Regions from separate parts of the Homo sapiens genome. Here region 2 is linked to region 1. A link is a loop called in an ENCODE intact Hi-C map of the cell type or tissue named here. Cell type or tissue: OCI-LY7. All regions are shown on one strand. Each heading gives the region's core, and the rest is flanking DNA. Links, peaks and the distances in the headings are about the cores only.

Region 1 (5,376 bases), core at 192-5,191:
TTTCTCAAAGAAAATAGTAAAATGGGCCGGCATGATGGCTCACGCCTGTAATCCAACACTTTGGGAAGCCGAGGCGGGCGAATCACAAAGTCAGGAGTTCGAGACCAGCTTGGCCAACATGGTGAAACTAAAAATACAAAAATTAGCTGGGCATGGTGGCACGTGCCCATAATCCCAGCTCCTTGGGAGGCCAAGGCAGGAGAATCACTTGAACCCTGGAGGTGGAGGTTGCATGAGCCAAGATTGTGCCACTGCACTCCAGCCTGGGCAACAGAGCGAGACTCCATCTCAAAAAAAAAAAAATAGTAAAATGGCCTCATTCGTTATTACTCATTATTTGGTATGCCTACAACAACACAAACACTAGAAACTTGGGAGATAGGTGGGGCGCAGTGGCTCACGCCTGTAACCCCAGCACTTTGGGAGGCCAAGGCAGGCGGATCACAAGGTCAGGAGTTTGAGACCAGCCTGGCCAATATGGTGAAACCCTGTCTCTACTGAAAATACAAAAATTAGCCGATTGTGGTGGCAGGCCCCTGTAGTCCCAGCTACTTGGGAGGCTGAGGCAGGAGAATCACTTGAACCCGAGAGGTGGAGGTTGCAGTGAGCCGATACCACACCACTGCACTGCAGCCTGGGCGACAGAGCGAGACTCTGTATAAAAAAAAAAAGAAAGAAAGAAACTTGGGAGATAAAATGAAATCCAATATCCCTACATATTGATCCTTTTGCCTTTCAAATTATTTAAAGTATATAAAGCATTTAGTAATATAACAAATGATCATATATGTGTATTTAAATAAAATTATGTACGGTCTAGTGGCATTTTGGGAATGAATAAAGGTGTAACATCAATTTCCAGGATAAATTTACCTATTCAACGAAGGTGGCCAGGCGCAGTGGCTCCCGCCTGTAATCCCAGCACTTTGGGAGGCCAAGGCAGGTGGATTGCCTGAGTTCTGGAATTCGAGACCAGCCTGGTCAACCTGGTGAAACTTTGTCTCTACTAAAAATGCAAAAATGAAAAACCAAAAAAAAAAAAACTAGCCGGGCGTGGTGGTGCTCACCTGTAGTCCCAGCTACTCAGGAGGCTGAGGCAGGAGAATTGCTTGAACCCAGGAGGTGGAGGTTGCAGTGAGCCGAGATGGAGCCACTGCACTCCAGCCTGGGCCACGGAGTGAGACGCTGTCTCAAAAAAATAAAAATAAAAATAAATTTTTAAAAAAAATCTACCAACAAATATTCAGTACCAGCTAACAGCCATTGGATGCGGAAGATAAAAAGATCAAGATGCCTGCTTTCCAGGAGTTAATGATTTACTGGTGAAAATAAATGAATACATAACGAGCGACAAGATAGGATTTAATCTGGGCCAGGAGAAAAGGGTAATTATTTGTTGTCGATTAATGCTTACTTAGTAGAAAACAGGCAACCTGAAGATGATAGAAACCACTTTGGGAAATGGTAAGAGGAAGTAATCAGGCTCAGGGTTTTTTCTAACTAATCAACTTACTTTTGTATTACATATGACTGGATCATTAATATGATGTTTTAGGGTTTTTTTCTGACTTGAGTGGAGTAAACATGATTCCCAGAAAGACAATTGTTAGGAGCACAAGGGAGGTAGTACATTATACATATTTGCAACATAGTATCATACAGCTTTAAAACACGTAGCATGTTTTACAATTTACAAAGTGTTTTCACATTTCTAGTTTTATTTACAAGTTTGCGTAATGAAGGTATTTGTACCCCATGAGCATAATGAATTTCAAAGAGGTTAACTAAGGTTCACAGTAATACATTCCTTCAACAAACCATTATCAAGTGCATTTCATGTACCAGGCACAGTAAGCCGGGCGTGGCGGCTCACGCCTGTAATCCTAACACTTTGAGAGGGCAAGGCGGTGGATCACCTGAGGTCAGGAGTTCGAGACCAACCTGGCCAACATGGTAACCTTGTCTCTACTAAAAAAATAGAAAAATTAGCCGGGGTGGTGGCAGGCGCCTGTAGTACCAGCCACTTGGGAGGCTGAGGCAGGAGAATCACTTGAACCCGGGAGACGGAGGTTGCACTGAGTTGACATTGCACCACTGCACTCCAGCCTGGCGACAGAGCAAGACTCTGTCTCCAAAAAAAAAAAAAAAAAAAAAAAGATACTGGCTTTCCTATACCTAAATACCCCTTTCCTCCTCCCCATCCCACCCACCTTCACCCCACTATCTGCTGCCAGTACTTCAAGCCTCAGCTCAAAGGCTTCCTCTGCAAAGCTTTTCCTGACAGCCAGGGGGTGACTGAACTGCCCCTTTGTTTGTGCTCTTGGCTCATGCAACCGTTAACTCCATCATCGCCCATTCTTGAGCACTCTGCTACCCCTGCAACCCTCACAGGCAGCTGTATTCCTTCCTTGAGCCACTGACTCCTGGAGGTGGCATCAGTGACCACCTGTGACCTGACCTTCACAGTTGGATCCTCTGCCTTACCTCAGCCACTCACACACATGGTCATACCCTAGAGTCTAGACCAGAGGTCAGCAAACTTTTTCTGTGAAAGGCCAGATGGTACATATTTTAGATTTTGTGAGCCAAGAGGCAATGTCTTCAACTTTTTGAGCAACTGTGCTTGCTGAAGGGATAATAGTCTCTCTCTCTCTCTCTCTCTCTCTCTCTGTGTGTGTGTGTGTGTGTGTGTGTGTGTGTGTGCGTGTATCTTTTTTTTTTTTTTTGAGACAGAGTCTTGCTCTGTTGCCCAGGCTGGAGTGCAGTGGCACGATCTTGGCTCACTGCCAACCCTGCCTCTTGGGTTCAATTGATTCTCCTGCCTCAGCCTTCCGAGTAGGTAGGACTACAGGCATGCACCCCACGCCCAGCTAATTTTTGTATTTTTAGTAGAGATGGGGGTTTCACCATGTTGGTCAGGCTGGCCTTGAACTTCTGACCTCAGGTAATCCACCCGCCTTGGCCTCCCAAAGTGCTGGGATTATAGGCGTGAGCCACCGCCCCCAGCCATATATTTTAAAATGCAAAGATTATTCTTAGCTCAAGGCTGAAAAACAACAGGCAGTAGACCAAATTTGGCCCACAGGCCATAGTTTGCAGACCTAAATACCACTGTGTATGAGCACAGTGGCTCATACCTGTAATCCCAGCACTTTGGGAGGCCAAGGCGGGTGGATCACTTGAAATCAGGAGTTCGAGACCAGCCTGGCCAACATGGTGAAACCCCATCTCCACTAAAAATACAAAAATTAACCAGGCATGGTGGGGTGCACACCTGTAATCCCAGCTACTCCAGAGGCTGAGGCAGGAGAATTGCTTGAACCCGAGAGGCAGAGGTTGCAGTGAGCCAAGATCGCACCACTGCACTCCAGCCTGGGCAACAGAGCGAGACTGTCTCAAAAATAAAAATGCAAACAACATGGTGAAACCCCATCTCTACTAAAAATACAAAGATTTGCTGGGCATGGTGGCACATGCCTGTAATTCCCAGCTACCCCGGAGGCTGAAGCAGAAGAATTGCTTGAACCTGGGAAGCAGAGGTTGCAGTGAGCCAAGGTTACACCACTGCAGTCCAGCCTGGATGGCAGAGCAAGACTCCATCTCAACAAAAATAAAATAAAATAATAAAGATCTTAGTTCCTGGCGGGGCGAGGTGGCTCACGCCTGTAATCCCAGCACTTTGGGAGGCCAAGGCAGGCAGATCACATGAGGTCAGGAATTCAAGACCAGCCTGCCCAACATGGCAAAACCTCGTCTCTACTAAAAATAGAAAAAAATTAGCTAGGCATGGTGGCAGGCACCTGTAGTCCCGGCTACTCAGGAGGCTGAGGCAGGAGAATCGCCTGAACCCGGGAGGTGGAGGTTGCAGTGAGCCAAGATCGCACCACTGCCCAGACTGGGCGACAAGAACGAAACTCAATCTAAAAAAAAAAAAAAAATCTTAGTTCTCAAAATCTCAATTTCAAGATTCACTTTTCAGCCACCACCTCCTATTGTTAACTCTATTGTGCTCCAACTCTAATGACCCTTCTGTTTACCAGGACCTACAATCCCTTTATCAATTCTGCTTCCTTTTCACTACCCCTCATTTCCCATGGCCTCTATTTCCCCCTTTTCCCACTCAGATTCTACAGTTTTGTTCTTTTCTTCCTCACTTCTCCTTTTATTCTACTCAGCAAATCCCAACCCTGGTCAAATCCAACCCTCCACCTACACCTTGCCTGCAGCCTAATGTGGCCACAGAAGAATGTATAAGCACGTTGACAGGTCTCACCTTAAATTCAAGACCACAGGCCTCAACAAGCACGTTGTTGCTGCCCAGCCATCCTATTAAACTTCTCTCGGCCCTATCCCATTCTCCCAGATGATTGTTTCATACTTTTTCCTCTCTCTCCAATCCTCTAATGCTCCTTGCTCTACTTTACTCTCAGCCAGGTCCTGCTTTCCCATAGCACTGAAAACAGTGGGGCAGCTAGAAGAGAACTTTGGCACCGTGCCATCTCTCCCCCAACTCACACCTGCAGCTGTGCTCAGATGCTCTGCCTTCTCTCCCTCCTCCCACTCTGTAGTCTGGGGCTCCTATCTCAAGCCAACCCCTATACACCAATGCATTTGATTCCATCTCTCACATGCAGGGGTGACCCCTTCATGTCCTTGAAATACTTCCTTCACTTGGCCACCACTCAGCCTTTCCTGATGTTCTCCTTGCTTTGCTAACTACTCTTTGCTGCTGTCTCATCTCTGTGACCTCTGAGGTTGAAATATCCCAGGGCTCAGCCCCTGGACCTCATCCTTTCTCTAACTATGCTCATTAGTTGGTTCTAGCTTATAGCTTTAGGAATCATCTCTAGGTCCGGGCGCGGTGGCTCATGCCTGTAATCCCAGCACTTTGGGAGGCTGAGGTGGGCGGATCACATGAGGTCAGGAGTTCGAGACCAGCCTGGGCAACATGGCGAAACCCTGTCTCTACTAAAAATACAAAAATTAGCTGGGCGTGGTGGCGCATGCCTGTAATCCCAGCTGCTCCAGAGGCTGAGAAAGGAAAATCGCTTGAACCCAGGAGGCGGAGTTTGCAGTAAGCCCAGGTTGCGCCATTGCACTCCAGCCTGGCGACAGAGCAAGACTCCGTCTCAGAAAAAAAGAAAAGAAAGAATCTCTAGGGCTGGGCACAGTGGCTCATGCCTGTAATCCTAGCACTTTGGGAGGCCGAGGTAGGAAGATCACCTGAAGTCAGGAGTTTGAGACCAGCCCGGCCAACATGGCAAAACCTTGTCTCTACTAAAAATACAAAAATTAGCCGAGCGTGGTGGTGTATGCCTGTAATCCCAGCCACTTGGGAGGCTGAGGCAGGAGAATCGCTTGAACCCAGGAGGCAGA
Region 2 (5,376 bases), core at 239-5,238, 620 kb after region 1:
AAATATGGTAAAAAGGAGAAAATAAAACATTAAATATTTTCTTGGAATTACAAAGATAAATCACATGAGATTTCATTTTTAAGCCCAAAGAGAAAGAAGAAATCTGGTTATTTGTATTTCTCTTGCATAAAGAGGCAATCTTCAGGAGTTATTTTGACGTGTCTCTCTATGGTTTCTCAATTCTAAAGAAAAAGAAAAGCCGGGCGCGATGGCTCACGCCTGTAATCCCAGCACTTTGGGAGGCTGAGGCGGGTGGATCACGAGGTCAGGAGTTTGAGACCAGCCTGGTCAACATGGTGAAACCCCGTCTCTACTAAAAATACAAAAAATTAGCCAGGTGTGGTGGCACATGCCTGTAATCCCAGCTACTCAGGAGGCTAAGGCAGAAGAATCACTTGAACCTGGGAGGTGGAGGTTGCAGTGAGCCAAGATCGAGCCACTGCACTCCAGCCTGGGCGACAGAGCTAGACTTCATCTCAAAAAAAAAAAAAAAAAGAAAAGAAAAGGAAAAAAAAAAGAGAGCTGATGTCTATCTCTTTGAGCTGTCAGATTGTTAAAACTAGCACATAGCAGTTATTGAGTGAACAAATGCTTTTGTAGGAGAAGGTAGAGAAAGAATATTGTGGGGTAAAAGGAGGTAATTGGGGTCAGGAATGAATCATTCAATTTCGTTGGATTGCTTCCAGACTCAGAAAGAATGCTTACATTTCATGATTTCATCCAACCTCCAAACAACGCCCGGGACAGATCAGGGGAATAATGCTTAGCTCTCAGCCACCTGACTTCCATGACAATGGGTCCCTGTTGTGGGGTGTTGTATGAGTGGCTTATTCTGATTCTGTTGGTCGGTCAGAAATTTGCTGAGGTGCAGAGGCAGCACTGCACAAACGGAAAACGGTAGCTCCTGAACAAACCGCTGCTTGGTGCAAAAGAAAGGAAGGAAGCTTCTGTCCCTGGCCTTTCTCATCCCATCCTCTACTCCTTTCACCTGTCCTAGTTGTGTTGCTCTTGGGGTCAGAAGTAGGGTGCATATGCCTGTATCTGTAGTTTACCCTTTACCCTCTTAGGGTCCGTGAGACTTTGGCAAGTTCCTTCTGTGCTCTGCCCTTCATTTTCCATGTCCCTAAATGGGAATGGTCATGTGTATTAAACAGACTGATGGTGTCTACCACAGTCTTAAGCAGAATGGAAGCTCAAATATGTTAATTATTTTTACTATATGTTTTCTGTCTGTGAACATCCCTCTCCTTTCCTTCTAAAGGATACATGAACTGTTTAGAACAAAACACTCCATTTCAGGACAAGTTTCCTCTGGAAAAAAACAAAAAACAAAACAACAACAAAAAACACAGTTACCAGCTTCAAGGATGGGGATGTGAAAATGTTGTAATGGAAAAGCTGCATATAGAGAGAGAGTCTGTGAGACGGTAAGTTTTAAGTCATAGATAATCATGAGTCTTAGAGGTGGGAAGAACATCTAGAGAGAGCTTATTCAGAAAGACATTCTGGGCTATTTCAACAGTAAAGATGATGCTATCTCCATTTTTGGGGGGAGAGTCATGGCCTTTGGTAGTTTTGAGTGTATTTACCACTAGGTAGTAATATCTTGTTTTCAAACTGATTATTGCTGACTGAATCATGTCCCCTTAAAGATATGCTCAAGTCCTAATCCCCGGTACCTATGAATGTGAGTTTATTTGGACATACATCCTTTGTAGATCTAAAAAAGTTAAGATGAGGTTTTACTGGAACACTAGTTCAATGACTGGTACCTTTATAAGAAGAGAAAAATTTGAACACTGATACAGACACACAGGGAGAGTGCCGTGTGACAAATGAGACAGAAATTGGAGTGATATATCTACAAGCCAAGGAACACCAAGAATTGCAGGCAGCCTGCGGAAGCTGGAAAAGGCAAGGAAGGATTCTCCCTTGGCGCCTTCAGAGGGAGCCTGGCCCAGCCAACACCTTGATTTTGGATTTCTAGCCTCCAGAATTGTGAGAAAATACACTTCTGTTGTTTACTGCCACCCACTTTATGGTCATTTGTTACAGCAGCCCTAGAAAACCAATACACTGACCAAATGACCACATCTCTTTGTCCCCTCTCTTATTTTATTTATTAATTCACTTATGTTTTATAGAGATGGGGTCTCACTATGTTGCCAAAGCTGGTCTCAAACTCCTGGGCTCAAGAAATCCTCCCACCTTAGCCTCCCAAAGTGCTGGAATTACAGGCATGAGCCACTGTGCCCAGCCCCCTCTCTTATTGTAATCAGTAGATTAATCCTGGTTCTCAATAGCCTTGAGGTTTCTGATGGAAATTTTAATATAATTATTAACATATTCTTTGTTTTTGAGACGGAGTCTTGCACTGCTGCCCAGGCTGGAGTGCAGCGGCACGATCTCGGCTCACTGCAAGGTCTGCCTGTTGGGTTCACGCCATTCTCCTGCCTCAGCCTCCCCAGTAGCTGGGACTACAGGTGCCCGCCACCATGCCTGGCTGATTTTTTATATTTTTAGTAGAGACGGTGTTTCACTGTGTTAGCCAGGATGGTCTCTATCTCCTGACCTCGTGATCCACCTGCCCTGGCCTCCCAAAGTGCTGGGATTACAGACGTGAGCCACCACGCCCTGCCAACATATTCTATTTTTACATTAAAATAATATATATTTGGATTGGGGAAACCTTCTGATGACTGAGTTGGTAAGCTCCTAGGAAAGACAGAAACTCACTCTGTAGGCCCCATCCTGCACAGCTAGTAGATGCTGCAGGGAGAACTGGGCATCCCCCAATGATGTGATGCTTCAGTTTCAACATCTGTAAACGCTGCTGATATTTCCTTCCTGCTACTTCAGAATAAAAATACGTCTTTAAAGTATTTTGAGCTCTATGGAGCCTGCTGTAGAAATTTAGAGGTAGCATGATAATCATCCTTCATCTTCGTTTTTTTTTTTTTTTTGAGTCTTGCTCTGTCGCCCAGGAGGCTGCTTTTTTTTTTTTTTTTTTTTTTTGACTGACCTTCCCTTCTTCTGAACTTGTTATTCACATCTTGTCCTCAAGACATTTTCTCCTTGGTACCGAGCAATAATTTTTGTTCTGATGTCATTGGTGATTCCGCACCTATGGAAAGCTGTTATTTTCCATTCTATCAGGAACTCAGGTATTTATTTCAATCTGTTCGTAGCAGAGAAGAATATTTCTGTTGAATGTATTCCTGTTCTTGTCAGGTTGTAAAGATGAGTAGAATGGGATGCCTCCCTAGCGCTGTGAGTTGTTGTTGTTGTTTGTAATATGTGAAATTGATGTAAACCCTCCTGACTTCAAGTTTTCGAAACCTCCCACTACTGCAATGAGTCAGATAGAACCAGGAACTGACACTAAGCTGATGACCCGAAAAGGGATCCATTGCTGAATTACACCATCATTAGTGAGAAGCTCCTGATCTCCTACTTTCTAACTCCAAGAAAGGTTCTATTTGTCGGTTGAAAGAGAAACTCAGCCACAGGTGGTGGGGTACGTCTATAATTCCAGCACTTTCGGAGGCTGAGGCAGAAGGATCACTTGAGGCCCGGAGTTCAAGAGCAGCCTGGGCAACAGAGTGAGACCCTGTCTTTACAAAAATAGATAGGGATATTTTTGTATGCTTCCTTTCTGGCTCCAGTATAACCTTCTTCTAGAGCTTCTTTGTCCTCAAACCTTAAGGAAAATATGAATAGCTATTCGGTTTTGTTTTTCAGTGTGTACAACCTTTGGGCTCTTATTCTGTCTGCAAAATTTAGACGTTTTTGTTGCTCATTGCTCACCTTCTTAATTTTTTTTTGTTTTTGTTTTTGTTTTGTGAGATGGAGTCTTGCTCTGTCGCCCAGGCTGGAGTGCAATGGCGCAATCTTGGCTCACTGCAACCTCTGCCTCCTGGGCTCAAGTGATTCTCCTGCCTCGGCCTCTCAAGCAGCTGGGATTACAAGGTGCCTCCCACTCAGCTAATTTTTGTGTTTTTGGTAGAGATAGGGTTTCACCATGTTGGCCAGGCTGGTCTCGAACTCCTGTGATCCACCCACCTTGGCCTCCCAAAGTGCTGGGACTACAGGCGTGAGCCACTGCACCCAGCCACCTTCTTAATATTTTTAAGAGGAAGATACTTTCCCACATTAGGTGTTGATTATGATTGACATTTTTATGATTTAAAAAAACCCTGTTTATTCTTAGTGGGCTTACTCATTCAGAGAGTCTGAGTATTATTTTTAGCACACAGCAAACCTGTTATTTTAGATTAGACTAATAATGAAACTAAGTCAGTTTCTTGACTTTTTTTTTCCACTTTCTCAGTTAAAAAATATTTTCAAGATGTCTCTGAAAGGATCTTATTGATTGATTGACTGAGACTGGGTCTTGCTCTGTCGCCCTGGCTGGAGCTCAGTGGCACGATCATAGCTTACTGTAGCCTTGATCTCAAGCGACCCTCCAGCCTCAACTTCCTGAGTAGCTGGTACTACAGGCATTTGCCACTACACCTGGCTGATTTTTTTTTTTTTTTTTTTAAATTTAGTAGATACAAGGTCTTGCTTTGTTGCCCAGGCTGGTCTCGAACTCCTGAGCTCAAGCAATCCTCCCACCTTGGCTTCCCAAAGTGGTGGGATTATAAGTGTGAGCCACTGTGTCTGGCCTGAAAGAATCATTTTTAATAGGTACTCCCATTTGTCCAAGAACCTTAAGGGTATATCAGTCATGAATAGGTTGTTGCAAGTATCTGGTTTCTATATGTCTATATTATTTCATATATTTCATATTGTGCATAGAGAAGGGACTCCACATTTTGTAGGGCAATTTGGATGGGCCCTAAGGTAGGGAATGATGGGGGGAGGAGGGAGATGCAGGTAAGCTGATGATAAGATCTTTGGCTGGTGGTATGGGCTGAATTGTGCCTCCCTAAAATCTACGTGTTGAAGTCCAAACCCCCAAGTACCTCAGACTGTGACTGGGTTTGAAGACAGGGCTCTTAAAGAGCTGACTGAGGTAAAAGGAGGTCAATAGGTTGGGCCCTAATACAATATGACTGATGTCCTTGTACGAAGAGAAGATTAGGACACACACAACACATAAACCTGGAGATAACCATGTGAGGACACAGCAAGAAGAGGCCAATGGTAAGTGAAGGAGAAAGATTGCAGAAGAAATCAACCCTACCAACACCTTGATCTTGGACTGTGTACCCACCCAAATCTCATCTTCAACTGTAGCTCCCATAATCCCCACATGTTGTGGGAGGGGCCCAGTGGGAGGTAATTGAATCATGGGGGCGGTTACCTCCATGCTGTTCTTCTGATAGTGAGTTCTCACAAGATATAATAGTTTTATAAGGGACTTTTCCCTGC

Evidence for each region. A loop is a pair of places that touch in the nucleus more often than their neighbours do. Peaks named below come from ENCODE experiments on the same cell type or tissue, not always from the same donor. Only the 100,000 strongest peaks of a DNase experiment are listed, where the experiment ranks them.
Region 2: it touches region 1 in a loop (3-fold over the local background); 1 of 110 quality-filtered maps calls a loop at or near these places.

The regions. Positions count from the first base shown.
Region 1 is chr10:119,083,193-119,088,568 of GRCh38, forward strand. No RefSeq gene overlaps it. Among named protein-coding and RNA genes, the nearest start is that of EIF3A, 5.1 kb to the left of the region's middle. In OCI-LY7, for the core only: CTCF peaks have their summits at 2,267 and 2,470; DNase peaks (open chromatin) are centred at 2,319 and 4,509; H3K4me3 peaks cover 1,788 bases; H3K27ac peaks cover 3,169 bases.
Region 2 is chr10:119,701,307-119,706,682 of GRCh38, forward strand. No RefSeq gene overlaps it. Among named protein-coding and RNA genes, the nearest start is that of INPP5F, 22 kb to the right of the region's middle. RefSeq lists enhancers at 2,632-2,681, 2,692-2,741, 3,372-3,651. In OCI-LY7, for the core only: no CTCF peak of the experiment used is centred there; DNase peaks (open chromatin) are centred at 2,805 and 3,365; H3K4me3 peaks cover 1,927 bases; H3K27ac peaks cover 812 bases.